2 separate regions of the Homo sapiens genome follow, and region 2 is linked to region 1. The links are chromatin contacts, found by POLR2A ChIA-PET in ENCODE. All regions are on one chromosome and are shown on one strand. Each heading gives the region's core, a stretch centred on a gene start or an enhancer-like site at or near the end of the contact. The rest is flanking DNA. Distances are from core to core; before and after follow the strand shown.

Region 1 (7,080 bases), core at 2,645-5,144:
TGTGCCCAGGAGTTTAAGGCCATAGTGAGCCATAGTCACGCAATTGCACTCCAGCCTGGGTGACCAAATGAGACCACATATCTAAAAAAAAAAAAACCCAAAAAACCTACCACATGATCTAGCATTCTACTGCTGGATATATACCCAAGAATAACACAAAGGCACATACACAAATGTTCAGAGTAGCTTTATTTTAATAGCCAAATATTGGAAGTGATCCAAATGTCCATCGACAGGTGAATGGATTAAACAAACTGTACAGATGTGGTATATCCATACAATGGAATGTTATTCATCAATAAAAAGAAAAGAATTGACACACACAAGACACAAGAATCTAAAAAATAATTATGCTGCGTGAAAGAAGACAGACAAAAGAAGAGCACGTACTCTATGATTCCATTTATATAAAACTTAAGAAAATGCAAACGAATCTGCAGGGACAGAAAGCAGTTCAGTGGCTGCCAGAGAGAGGGTTTTCTCAGGGGGAAGAGGCCTAAGAAAACTTTTGTGGGTGATGGATATGATCCCCCTGTTGATTGTGGTGACAGTTTCACAGATGTAAACATATGGCAAAACTTATCAAATTATCCACTTTAAATATAAGCAGTGTATTGTATATCAATTATACCTCATTGTGGCTGTTTTAAAAAGATGACTCCAAGCTTAAGAAAGATAAACCAGGAGGGGTAGATCATGCCTGTAATCCTAGCACCCTGGGAGGCCGACGTGGGTGGATCACTTGAGCAACCTGGTCTTAAGCTCAGGAGTTCGAGAGCAGCCTGGGCGATATGACAAAACCCTGTCTCTACAAAAAGTACAAAAGTTAGACAGGTGTAGTGGCATGGGGCTGTAGCTCCAGCAACTCTGGGGGCTGAGGCAGGAAGATCGCTTGAGCCCAGGAAGTTGAGGCTGCAGTGAGCTGTGCACATACCTCTGCACTCTGGCTGGGTGACCAAGCAAGACCCGGTCAAAAAAAAAAAAAAAATAGGGGTTCCATGACTCTAACAACCCCTCCCCGCCCAGGGTGTGCAGGGGAACTGAACCAAGAGCCTCATTCCTGGCCTTGCTTTTTCTGAGCTCAGGCCCAGGGCTTTGCACAAGCTCAAATGTGCATTTTACAAAGGCAATCAGAGCAGCCTGTCTCTCCTCTCTGATACTTCTGGGCCCTCCACATCGCTACCCCCATATTTAAACGGAAGCTAAGAGACACTACTATCTATGTGCTTATGAAACCCCAGCTTCACTCCACCCCCACCCTGGGAAAGACTTCAAATTCAATAATTCTAAGGAGAAAGATAAGCACAAACAGATCTATTTTATTCCGTGTACAAAGTTCTAACAGAAGAAATGCCTCGCCCAAGATAGAAGTTGTTATTTCTTTCTTTACTGAGAGGTATTTGCCCCTTTGCCATAGTATAGATGAGAACAGGAAAATACTTGGGATATCGCTGAGGGTCACGTTATCTGTTATAATGAGGTTTGGCTCCATGGAATAGAAAAGTTGTTTTCATACTGCAAGGATTTCTTTTCATCACTTTGTTAAAGACCCGGAATAAACAGTCAGGAACTGTTTTGGCAGCTCTGTGAAGTCATCAGGGTTTCGGCCTTCTGTTTCCTCCAGCATGTGACATCCATCCTCAAGGTCACATGATGTCTGCTGAAGACTTGATCTAAGCAGTAGAAGGAAGAAAGAGGGGAAGGCAAAGAGAGGGGCCCTGGATGTCCTAGAAGATAAAAGCCAGGCTACCAGAGAGGAAGTCAGGTGTTTGGCCATTTGGAGTCAAACAGATAATAGACACTGGAACCAATCCTGGGATGGCATTTAGGCACCTTGGAGGGTGTGCCCTAAGAGAGCTGATCACTGGAGCTGAACAGGGCCTCTGGGTACAAGGACCACATAACAGTATGGTGCTTAAATTTTCCCCTTTTCTTGAAAAGTTGCTGCAAAGCGCTCCCCTCCTAAGTTCTGGCCCCGTCTTTCCGGGACTGTATTAGAAGTGCAAGCAGGGCCTCTCCTAACTGTGGACCAAACAGGCACTGGGAGACCCCACTGACACTTTCCCTGAATACCTCGCATCTTCCTCTGAGCACTCAGCTACCCAGTGTGTCTGATACCCATGGTGATTTGGGTATGTGGGTGGATCCAAGCAAGACAAAAGTTTGCTGTTCCTGAACACACACTTGAAAAGTGGTAAGGTCTCAACAAATTCATAAAAGTGAGTTCAGTATGTTATCATTAGGGGGAGTAGTAGGAAAGTGGTAGGAGGTCTGTTCAACAGTGGAAGGTTGGAATCAGACAGTAACAGCCACAGAGAAGGTAGTCAAAGGGTGGTTGCTGTCATCAGACCAGGCTCTCCTGCCCACCAACCGCAGGCCACAATCCCAGCCCTTCTCTCTGATGTCAGGAGCTGGGGAGCATCTGCCTTGCCAAGCCTTGTGCGATCGGCTCCTGGCAGCCTCACACCTGGTAGGATGAGGGACGGGGAGTGAGCCAGAGCCCCTCTGCTAAGCATAACTTTGGTAAGTGGGCAGCCTGCCCCTGAAGAATCAATACTGACAGAGCACTGCTGCCTTCCCTGCTGACCACACAGGGACTACGGGACCTTTCTCGGCTTTGGCACCCTAGCCACACGATGCCCCAGAACCAGTTTCTACTCAGCTCTGGGCTCTCCCACCACTGTCAGTGAATGAGATCAGAGTGAATCCAGCCGTACGTCACTCCTTAATACATTCAAAAGCACAGAGGACGTCCCTGGATGCAAAATCAGGAGAGGGTAGGAGCCCTGGAAGGGAATATCCTGCCCAAGTGCAGTACTTCACTATAATTATTACAGTAATACACTATTTCTGTTTAAGACCATTTCAAAGGGCACTAACTGGCATAAAGTAAAATAAGTCTGCTTCCTCCCCACACCTAGCTGCACTCTCTAGGGACCACCATGTATAGCTTCTGGTATACCTTTCAGAAATTTTCTATCCTAGTGTATTCTGTTGAATGCATGTGCAAGGATTTTACTTATAGATCATTCAACTAACAATAATCACTAATTTATAAAATGCATATTATTGACACTGACATTGGAGGTGGAAAAACAACTAAAAATGATAAAAGTGAACGTTTAATTCTTCCAGAGTGCAGTTTTTGAAATGACCACCAGGTGTCAGAGTTATCAACAGTAATCCCCAAATTACGACTGGAAAGTTACAAGAACAGAAAAGTGCCTGGCTGGAAATGAGACCGCGAGATTCCTCCCTTAACAGGATTCCTTGGCCCTTTGGCCCAATATTTCGTCTACTTAGTGTTGCAGGGAGGGAGGAAGGGAAGCTACAGACAAAAAAAAAAAAAAAAAAAAAATCCCCAGACCACAGATTCCCATTCAGTTGGGTACCCTTTGATCTTTAGAGAAGCTCTGTGAAAGCACTGTTAAATTTTACATGGGAAATGTAAAGGCTAGGCAGAGTCAGTCCTCCTACAGCTGCAAGGCTACTTTTGGAAGCCAGAGCTATCTCCTTCCTTCAGTAGGGGCGGAGAACAGAAGAGGACACGGACACACACACACACACACACACACACACACACACACACACACAGAGAGAGAGAGGAGGGCTCAGCTACGGCCATCCTTGTTTTAAAAGGGAAAATCCAATTCTGTTTGTAGGAGCACCTCCTAGTTTACCACCACCATCTCTTACTCACTTCCCACTGACTCCTCACATGCACTTCCTCTACCAGGCCTGACCTGCCTGCTGTCCTGAGCTGCTGACCTAGAAACATTCGACCTCCATGCTTGAGAGCAGGGTGTGGACCGTCTCCCCTCGCCACATCCAGGCTGTCGTCCAGGGGCAGTTACACCACCCTTCCTCCAGGGCAGAGGCCTGAGCGGGGTGGCCTTGCTGCTCCCACGCCCTGGCACCACATGCCTAGCTCTTGTAGAGCCAACATACCATGGAGGGCTCCAGGCGACTCCCACACAAGCCTCTTCCTGTATCTTCTTGGATCACTGATACCTGCACTGGCAGACCAGGAGAGTGAAGCAGTTACGACAAGGCCTTGTGCAAGGAGGGCACGAGAATGGCACAAGTGGCTGCAGAGTGAGCTAATGTCTTCCCTGGGAGGGCACAGCTGAAGAGTGTCAAAAAGACAGGGGGAATCTTTGGCCGGGCACAGTGGCTCATGCCTGTAATCCCGGCACTTTCGGAGGCCGAGGTGGGAGGATCTCATGAGGCCAGGGGTTTGAGACCAGCCTGAGCAACACGGTACAATCCTATCTCTACAAAAAATACAAAAATTAGCTGGGTGTGGTGGCACGCACTTATTGTCCCAACTGCTTGGGAAGCTGAGGTGGGAGGATGGCTCGAGCCCGGGAGGTCCAGGCTACTGTGAGCCGTGACTGCACCACCGCACTCCAGCCCAGGCAACAAAGTGAGACCCTGTCTCCAAAAAACACTTAAAGAAAGAAAAGAAAGGGGAATCTTTACATGTCCCATTGGCACTTGTCTAGGCTGCTCCCTGGACCACATCTCATGTCTGAGCTATGGGGCTAGGGAAGGGATCAGACAGGATTCAGACCCCCTACACACTGGAGCTTTTTGTGGATGGAACGTTGCTATGCAGAACAATGCAGAGCTTGTGAAAAGAAGCAGGAGGTGGTGTGAGGAGAGGGGAGCAGGGAAGAAAAGAGTGCCCTCTTCATGGACCATATTATGCATGTTTCAATCCTACTTGAGATGTGACTTCCACGATTTCTGACAGATTAAGGTGACCTTTTTATGTGAGTTGAGTAACCACATCTGCTAAACTGGCACATCCCATATTCACCACATGAAGCAACAGTAATTACTTTAGTCACTATACACTTTAAATGCTATATATAGAGAATTTAAAATGATACACCTGTGGTGCCACAAATATAATGTCAGTTATTATTAAAACACTGGTAGTATTCATATTCAATATGACAATACACTATGTTTGATGTTTCAAACATAAGGTTCAAGCCAAATGCTTCATATAAAAATATCAAGGGGTAAAACAATGTTTATACCTGGACCACCATTCATTTACCATGACTGATATAGTAACTGTTGCTTTAATGTGGCCGACACAGGTTTGGCAACTGAGATTTTCCTCCATTATCTTATAACACATAAGGGGTACAGAACAGAAAGAACCTCTCATAATGCTATTCCTATTATATCCCCTTCCTGAGTAGGGTCAGACTAAGCCTTGGGCAGGGACCACCCAGCATCACCCTCATCTACACTGGGTGTGTCTACCTCAAGGAAGGGTTAATAATGGGCCTCCCCTCTGGGCACTGAACTCACTGTTTGGTGACATTTGGATAATCCTGGGTCTACTAGATTCCTGGTAAGTCAAAGAACATTCCAAACCTCTCCAAAGTCTTCCTATCAGTCACAAGTTCTACTTCATTAGGCCATTCAGATGGTAAGGGTTTCACAAGGCCAAGACAGACTTCACTGGTCTATGTGTATCCTGAGGATGGGGTGGTGAGAGGAGGAGGAGGGTGGATTCAGGCCCCCACCTCACTCATTCAAATACAGATGGTCCCTGACCTATGATGGTTCAGCTTACAATTTTTCAACTTTATGATGGTGTGAAAGCAATACACATTCAGTAGAAACCATACTTTGAGTACCCATACAACCATTCTGTTTTTTTACTTTCTGTACAGTATTCAATTACATAATATTCGACATTATTATATAATAGGCTTTGTGTTAGATGATTTTGCCCAACTGTAGGCTACTGTAGTGTTCTGAGCACGTTTAAGGTAGGCTAGGCTAAGCTATGAAGTTCTGTAGGTTAGGTGGATTAAATGCATTTTCGACTTACAATATTTTCTACTTACAATGGGTTTATTGAGATACAAACCTACTGAAAGTCAAGGAGCATCTCTGTACCTGCTTGCCACCACCCCCTCCAGGTTATTCATGCTTTAAGTAGGTGAGTCAGAGGAGGTGGGTGGTTATATTTGGTTTTGCCATGTGTATGGTATCCTAATGACAGTGACTCCTCCCTCTAGTTAATCCTTCCACAAGCGACTCCACCTCCAAGCCCTGCACTCAGCCAGGTAAAATGCCTAACTGAAAATCTCCGGTCTCTTCACCAGTACCAGAGGCCGATTCTCTTCTAGAAAGCAAGGAAGGAAATCATTGATGTGAACACAGAAGCAGAAGACTTTCTGAGCCAGTCACGAGCTTGGGTGCAGAGTGAGGCCAAGCTCAGACAGGTCACTGACCATAATTATCCCTCCCATAAGGGCAGCCTTCCTCACCTGCAGCCACGCAGCTTCTGAGGCAGTGACAAATAGCTGTGCCTGTCGAAACTACAGAGGAAACATTCCTCACCAGGTCTCTCAGTCCAAGCTTCAGGGACGGGACCAGAAATGTAAACAGACTACACCAATAGAAACAAGAGAGAACTGGTTCTCCTGCTCTCTGGATGGTTTATGACATTTCAATTATGTTCAACACAATATAGTTGAATTATTTTTAACCTTACCAAGCCTCCTAGCTTTGCAAAAGAAATATTAGTTGATAGAGTGGAAGGACAGCTAGAAGCAGAGATCTGAAAAAAAAAAAAAAAAACTTACTAGTAGAAATGAGCCTGTAAATGATACTACTCACAATATTGGGTAGATAAAGCATAGCACCTTTTACTCAAGGAACCATGAGTAAGGGACATTTTGGGTGTTGCTTATTTGTAATTTACTTCTTAGAATAATATAGTGCGTTTTCTTCAAGCAGTTTTGCTGTTATTTCAGCAAACGGAAGAGAGGAAACCTCAGTTCTAATTTCCCCAGTAGCTGTGCTGTCATGATTACCATCCTACTAGAACAGTTCAAGATAATTCTGCCTAAAGTTAAGACAGAGATTCTTAATGCGCAATCTTTTGGACAATATGACTAGTGTCTAAACAAACTGATCTCGGGTTTTAATAGTTCTGTTGAGGGGAGGGAGGATAAAGAAGGGTCCCATTTCTTCTCTTTGTTTCACTTTTCTTCTCCCCTCAATGCTATGAAAATCTTTCAAAACTTGTCAAAGGTAGCAGGGCAC
Region 2 (7,080 bases), core at 2,721-5,220, 79 kb before region 1:
GAATACAGAAAGACAAAGTTCAAAATACAGAAAGACAAAGTAGGGAATGATTAGTTCTAACTAGGTGGCACAGGGAAAGGTAGAGAGGTGGGTCTACCTCTCACGGATAGCATAAGCAAAAACATGGAGGTATGAATGGCATATTTAGTGAAGGGCAAGTAGTGCAGTATGGCCAGTATGGGGCAGTGACCAGCATGGGGCATAAGGAAGGCATAGGGTAGGTTGGGACTGAATCCTAGAGCGTTGTAAAGTCCCAGCCTGGAACTGAACCACGTATCTTGGAGAGCAAGGAGCCACTGATGATTCTGAGGAGGTAAAACTATCTGAACTGGATCAGAGAGAAAGATAACTCATGCAACAATGAAGAAAAGTCGAAGTTGGAAATTTGATATGTCATGAAGCTACTGAAATAATCCATAAGAGTCAAAAAGTACTTAAATTATAGCAGAATCAAGGTATTGGACTGGGAAGAAAGTTCAAAGGAAGAAAGGACAGAACTTGGCAATTGATGATTTGGATGTCAAGAGACCCTGGAGTTTAAAGAGAATGGAGAACAAGAAATGGAAGACGACTGAGGCTTCTGGCCCAAATGAAAGCAAGGGTAGAAGTCCTAATAGCCATGATAAGTAAATACGGCAAGAGGAGCAGTATGCAGGATGACATGTTAAATTAAGTGTGCTAAGTTTTAGTTACGGAAGAGAAATGCATGGGAAAATATCCAGGAGACCACTGGAAATCTGTGTTAGCCACAAGAAATTTAGAGGTGAATATAGGTGAGCCCCCTCAGACAGAGAATCTGAGCAGGAAAACATGGGAAGATAAAACTTGAGGAAAGGTACATTTAAACAGTAAGTAGAGGCTGGGCATAATAGGCTTATGCCTGTAATCGCAGCACTTTGGGAGACTGAGGCAGGAGAATCACTTGAGACCAGGAGTTCGAGACCAGCCTGAGCAACATGAAACACCATCTCTACAAAAAAAAAAAAAAAAAAAAATGTAATTAGCTGGGCTAGGTGGCCATTCCTGTAGTCCCAGCTACTCAGGAGGCTGAGGTGGGAGGATCACATAAACCCAGGAGTTAGAGGTTATGGTGAGCTCTGATTGCACCACTACATTCCGGGCTGGGCAACACGCAAGACCCTGTCTCTTAAAAAAAAAAAAAGAGAGAGAGAGAGAGAGAAGGAGGAGGAGGCAGGGAGAATCATAGAGAAGGCATTGTCCAAGATGTAGTAAAGAGGCCGATGTTCTTCCTTGTAGCTAAAGGATGGGGTACTGGGAGGCATGGGGTTTGAAAACTCCACCAAATAAAAGCTCTTCAAGATTGCTACCTGTATATATAGCAACCTCATTCGGTGCTACGACCACATCAAAGGACTTAAACAGGGTCTCTCCTTAGGAACAGAATTCTGTCCCCAAGCTCTCCTCCACACTCCTAAGAGACTCATCTTGGTCAGACAGTTATGGTGCCAAAAACTACCACATTCCTGAGACTCTTATGGGATGAATTAAGCAGAGAACGAATCTAGAACTTGGTAAAGCTGAAGGTACAAACTTTTCCACTTTAATTAACATGTCTGGGCCAGGCGCAGTGGCTCACTCCTGTAATCCTAGCACTTTGGGAGGCTGATGCGGATGGATCACTTGAGGTCAGGAGTTCAAAACCAGCCTGGCCAATATGGTGAAACTCCATCTCTACTAAAAATACAAAAAAATTAGCCAGGCACGGTGGCACCTGTAATGCCAACTACTCGGGAGGCTGAGGCAGGAGAATTGCTGGAACCTGGGAGGTAGAGGTTGCAGTGAGCCAAGATCGCGCCATTACACTCCAGCCTGGGTGACAGAGTGAGACTCTGTCTCAAAAAAAAAAATAATAATAATAATGTGTCTGATTTCCACTCTACTCCACTTCATATCCTGGGTCCTCTACCTTTAGTTGAGAAAATAAAGTTCCTTTTGCTTATTATGGATGGTACTGACAATAAATAGTCACACACTATCAGTTAAGCTGAAATTAATCCAGCGTCTCCCTGTATCCCAAACTAAATGGCTGTTATTGTTCTTATAATTGCTGCTGCTGCTGTTATACATTATATATGCATACAGTGCTTTATATGTGTGAACCAAAAGTATCTGAGACAGGTCTCGATCAATTTAGAAAGTTTATTTTGCCAAGGTTAAGGACACACCTGTGACACAGCCTCAGGAGGGCCTGACAATGTGTGCCCTGGTGGTTGGGGCACAGCTTGATTTTATGCATTTAGGGAGACATGAGACATCAATCAATATGTGTAAGACGTACATTGGTTTGGTCTGGAAAGGCAGGACAACTCAAAGCACGGGGGCGGGGGCTTCCAGATCACAGGTAGGTAAGAGACAAATGGTTGCAGTCTTTCCAGTCTTTTATCAGCCTTTCACTGAATACACGATTTACATGTGAGGGGTGGGTAGAGGAATGATCACTTAGCCTCAGTGCATCTGCAGTTTTGCATAAACAGTAAGGCAGAGAAAGCAATCAGATATGCATTTGTCTCAGGTGAGCAGAGGGATGACTTTGAGTTCTGTCCTTTGTCCCGCAGTTGTGAAGATCAGCTATCAACTTACATTTCCAAAGTGAAATTCAACAGAACCGTTTCAGGGTAAAGATCTTGAGGCCCATAAAAATTTCCTTGCGGGCAAATTGTGATGGAGATATGTAGTTTTTTTTTCCTTTTTAAAAAATCTTTGTAGCTATCTTATTTAGCAATTAAATGGGAGGCAGGTTTGCCTGATGCAGTTCCCAGCTTGACTTTTCTCTTTGGTGTAGGATTTTGGGGTCCCGAGATTGAATTTCCTTTCACAGATGCGACCATCCTTTGCTCATGCGTTGATTCATTTGCTCCTCACCACAATCCTGTAAGGAAGACACTGTTTTTCCCTCTCTAATTCTCACATTCAGAAATTTGTTACGCTAATCTCTTCCCTCAGGATTGAGTCCAGTCATCTTCCCAAGTCTTTCTCCAGCACTTTCTCTCCACTAACTGGAATCCCCCTCACCTCTTTTCCTTTAATATGATTCTTTCTTTCTAACTTTGTCCCTAGACAGTGTCTTTCTTTGGACAATCATTGCCTCTGAGCTAACAAGACCACTATTGTCTATCCCATTTTGTTTCATCTGTCCCATCTCTGCCCCGTCACCTTGGAGCATTAAAGGGCTCTACATTATGACTTAGCATTTCCCACAATTAAAACAATTATGGGCCAGGCACAGTGGCTCATGCCTGTAATCCCAGCACTTTGGGAAGCCGAGGTGGGCAGATCACCTGAGGTCGGGAGTTCGAGACCAGCCCGACCAACATGGAGAAACCCCATCTCTACTAAAAATACAAAATTAGCCAGGCGTGGTGGCGCATGCCTGTAATCCCAGCTACTCAGGAGGCTGAGGCAGGAGAATCGCTTGAACGCAGGAGGCAGAGGTTACGGTGAGCTGAGATCACGCCATTGTACTCCAGCCTGGGCGACAAGAGTACAACTCTGTCTCAAAAAAAAAAAAAAAAAAAAAAAAGACAACAATTATGGCAGCTATTTCCCACAATTAAAAAAAGGGGATGCCACCAAAATGCAAATAGGCTTGAAAGGGAGACTTTTTCTACTAGGCATATCCTTGGAAAGTCAAATCAAAGGTGGGGAGGGGTAGGCTGCTGACAGATGGATCCTTGCCCCATCTGACATTGTCAGGACACATTTCCCATCCTCATCCCTGCTGGGGACCCCAATTTTGTCCACTCTTCTTTGCACCCCAGGGAGGCCGACTTTTACAACTACATCCACAGGTTCCTTTACCCTCCAGCTTCTGGTTAAGGGATGTTAACAAAAGAGCCAGAGGGCGAGAGAAAGAGCAGGTGTTTATCTTCTAGCTCCCTCCCTGCCTTGCTGCAGGTGACAGCGGTCCCATGCCTCTACAGGAGGCCACAGATCCCACTAGGCAGCCATCTCCTGCGGCCACACTACCGCTGTCCCCAGCTCTGGGAATAGGCCCTTGCCCTGCCTCCTTCACGCCTACAGGTGGATTTAATGGCACCCACTGTTACCAGCCCCAGTGGCAGCAGCCCTCCCTTGCATCCTTGGTGCTTCCCTCACCCCTGTTCACATCTTTGTAGTGTCCCTTCATTCCACTCTCCTCGGTTACTACATTTGACAGTAACCTGCCAGACAAGGTCCCTGCTACAGACCATGCAGTTCCCCACACCCCTGTTATGCCATCAGCCGCTGTAAATCCCTTCACAGTAATTAATTTGCTAAGTCAATTCAGTTGAGTACAGTAACATTAGAAAATGAAACTTCAGACACGTTAACCTTGATGAAAGGGACAGTCCGTTTGTTTCTCAGTGATGCTGTAACAAACTACTATATGTTGGATGGTTTGAAACAACATAAGCTTATTCTCTTGCAGTCTGAAGTCTGAAGTCAAGGTGTCAGCAGGGTCCTGCTTTCTCTAAAACCTGCAGGGGAGGAGCCTTCCTCACTTCTTCTAGCTCCTGGTGTTTGCTGGCACCCTTGGCTGCAGCTGCAGCCCTCCTCTGTCACGGCATGGAGTTCTCCCTGCGTGTCTCTGTCTTCTCTTGATGCTCTCCTCGCTGCGTCTACGTCCAGATTCCCCTCTTCTTATGAGGACATCAGTCCTATTGGATTAGGGCCTGCCCTAATGACCTCACCTTAACTTCACTTAATCTGTGAAGTGCTTATTTTCAAATAACATCCCATCTGAGTTGCTGGGGGTTAGGACTTCAACATATCTTTTTTGGGGGCAGACACAATTCAGCCCAGAACAGACAGATGTGGAAATATAGGCCGGTAGGTGTCTATGAGTACCTGGTGTTTCTGAAGAGGCTGAATCTGCAAGGCACACTGCCTACAGCTGATGAGTACCTGCCAGGGTGGCACCTGCACCTGCCACTGGGGGATTGGCAAGAGGTACTTAGGAAAAACAGACCAACCTCCGGGACTTGTTCATTGTGGATCAGCCCCTGTAATGCGGCTGTGAAAAGGTGAGGAAAGTAATGTGTCAAGTTTGTAAAAAACTTGAGGGGGTGCAGGTGGAAGACACTGTCTGTGGTGATATATGATCATAGCAGCTATGTTTAGACTCTCCTGTTATAGAAAAGGACTCCATGTTCATGCTAGTCTCACCACTGATTTTTTCCATGTTTTCTCTGCTGAGTCCATTACTGCTTCTTCCAAAGACTTTAACTCAAGAAAAATAATCTCTGTTCTAAGACCACAGACTTGCTGCTTGGGTGTTCCAAGCTGGCAACTGGTATTTTTAACAGTCATTTTTTATAGAATCGAGAGATAAAAATCTGGGGACATCTATAGACAGATTGAAGATCTAAAAGTCTTAAATCCCAAATTACAAACCATAATCCTCCATTTCCTCACCCTATAAAGTCAACTCCCAGCATTTTGATGAACAAGTTTTACCATCCTGGGTAAAGCATTTTCCAGACTCCACCAGACATTTCAGACTCTCAGTAGTCTCAAACATTTACACTCTTCATATCCAATCACATGTCATCCATTTCATACATTCATTCAACACACAGTAATTTGCTTAGCAGATGTTATGGTTGAATTGTGTTCCCCAAGAAGATATGTTCAAGGGTTTTTTGTTGTTTTGTTTTATCTGAGACATGGTCTCGCTCTGTCACCCAGGCTAGAGTGCAGTGGCATGATCATGGCTCACTGAAGCCTCAACCTCCGAGGCTCAAGCAATCATCCCACCTCAGCCTCTGGAGTAGCTGGGACCACAGGCATGTGCCACCATGCCCACCTAATTTTTGTAGTTTGTGTAAAGACGGGGTTTCACCATGTTGCCCAGGCTAGTCTCAAACTCCTGGGCTCAAGCGATCCACCTGCGTCAGCCTCCCAAAATGCTGGGATTACAAGCGCAAGCCACTGCTCCCAGCCTATGTGCTCCCAGCCTATGTTCAAGTTTTAACCCTCAGTACCTGTGAAAGTGACCTTATTTGGAAATGGGAACTTGCCAATGTAATCAAGTTGAGATGCGGTTAGACTGAATTGGGGCAAGCCTTGATGCAGTATGACAGGTGTCATTATAAAAAGAGGAGAGGAAACACAGGGACAGACATGCAGGGAGAGCTCCACATGATAACAAGGCAGAAACTGGATGAGGCAAGAAAGGCCACGGATTACTAGCAGCACCAAAAGCTAAGAGAAGGGCACACAACAGATTCTCCCCTCGAGGCTTCAGAGAGAACATGGCCCTGCTAACACCTCGATGACAGACTTCCAGCCCCCAGAACGATGAGATAATACATTTCTGTTGTTTTAAGCCACCCAATTTGTGGTGATTTGTTACAAAAGTACTAGAAAAGTGATACAGCAGATAGACTTTTAAATTCAGCCAGACTGTCCTCTCTCTGATTTTTTTTTTTTTTTTTTGAGACGGGTTCTCACTCTTCAGAGCTCATTGTAATCTTGAACTCCTAGGCTCAAGTGATCCTCCCACCTCAGCCTCCCAAGTAGCTAGGAATATAAGGGCGCGCCACTACTCTCAGCCAATTTTATTTTATTTTTTTTTTTTGTAGAGACATGCTCTTGCTCTGTTTCCTATGCTGGTGTCTCTGATACTTTAATCTGTAACCCAACTCTATGACTTTGCCAGAGCATTTTCCTCTATTTGGAATTCTCCTCTCCACCTCCACAAATCAACAAAGTCTAACCTTTTCTCACAGCCTGACTCAGGTTTCTCTGTTCCTTGAAGGTTCCTGAATGATGCCAGCCCACATAAATTTCTCCTGAATAGACTCACATAATATTTATTACATAAATGATACTATTTAGTCCTTCATTATACCCTTTGTTTTATTGTCTTTGCCACCACTTCTCTACTGAATCTTCCTGAGCCTCAATGTCCTCATCTGTACAATAGGAATAATCTAAACTCACAAGGTGGTTGCAATGGTTAACTTAGATAATATTAAGTTGAACCACATAAAGCTGCGAAACAGTCAACCTGATATATATAAAGTCTTTACTACAGCATTTAGCATTAGTAGATACAAATTGGTGATGGTATTATTC

The links. ChIA-PET counts read pairs that join two places held with the same protein, here RNA polymerase II (POLR2A).
Region 2: POLR2A ChIA-PET joins it to region 1 with 13 read pairs in A673. The contact joins two enhancer-like sites. POLR2A ChIA-PET finds 5 or more read pairs at or near these places in 4 of 52 experiments (A673, BJ, H1 and 1 more).

What each region holds. Positions count from the first base shown.
Region 1 is chr1:224,453,790-224,460,869 of GRCh38, reverse strand. It overlaps a transcript of CNIH3 not described here. Among named protein-coding and RNA genes, the nearest start is that of WDR26, 23 kb to the right of the region's middle. Within about 2 kb of position 3,894, at least 32 of the 41 ENCODE cell types and tissues checked have a DNase peak (open chromatin) inside an H3K27ac peak, as active enhancers do.
Region 2 is chr1:224,532,746-224,539,825 of GRCh38, reverse strand. It overlaps a transcript of CNIH3 not described here. Among named protein-coding and RNA genes, the nearest start is that of CNIH3-AS2, 80 kb to the left of the region's middle. Within about 2 kb of position 3,970, at least 2 of the 41 ENCODE cell types and tissues checked have a DNase peak (open chromatin) inside an H3K27ac peak, as active enhancers do.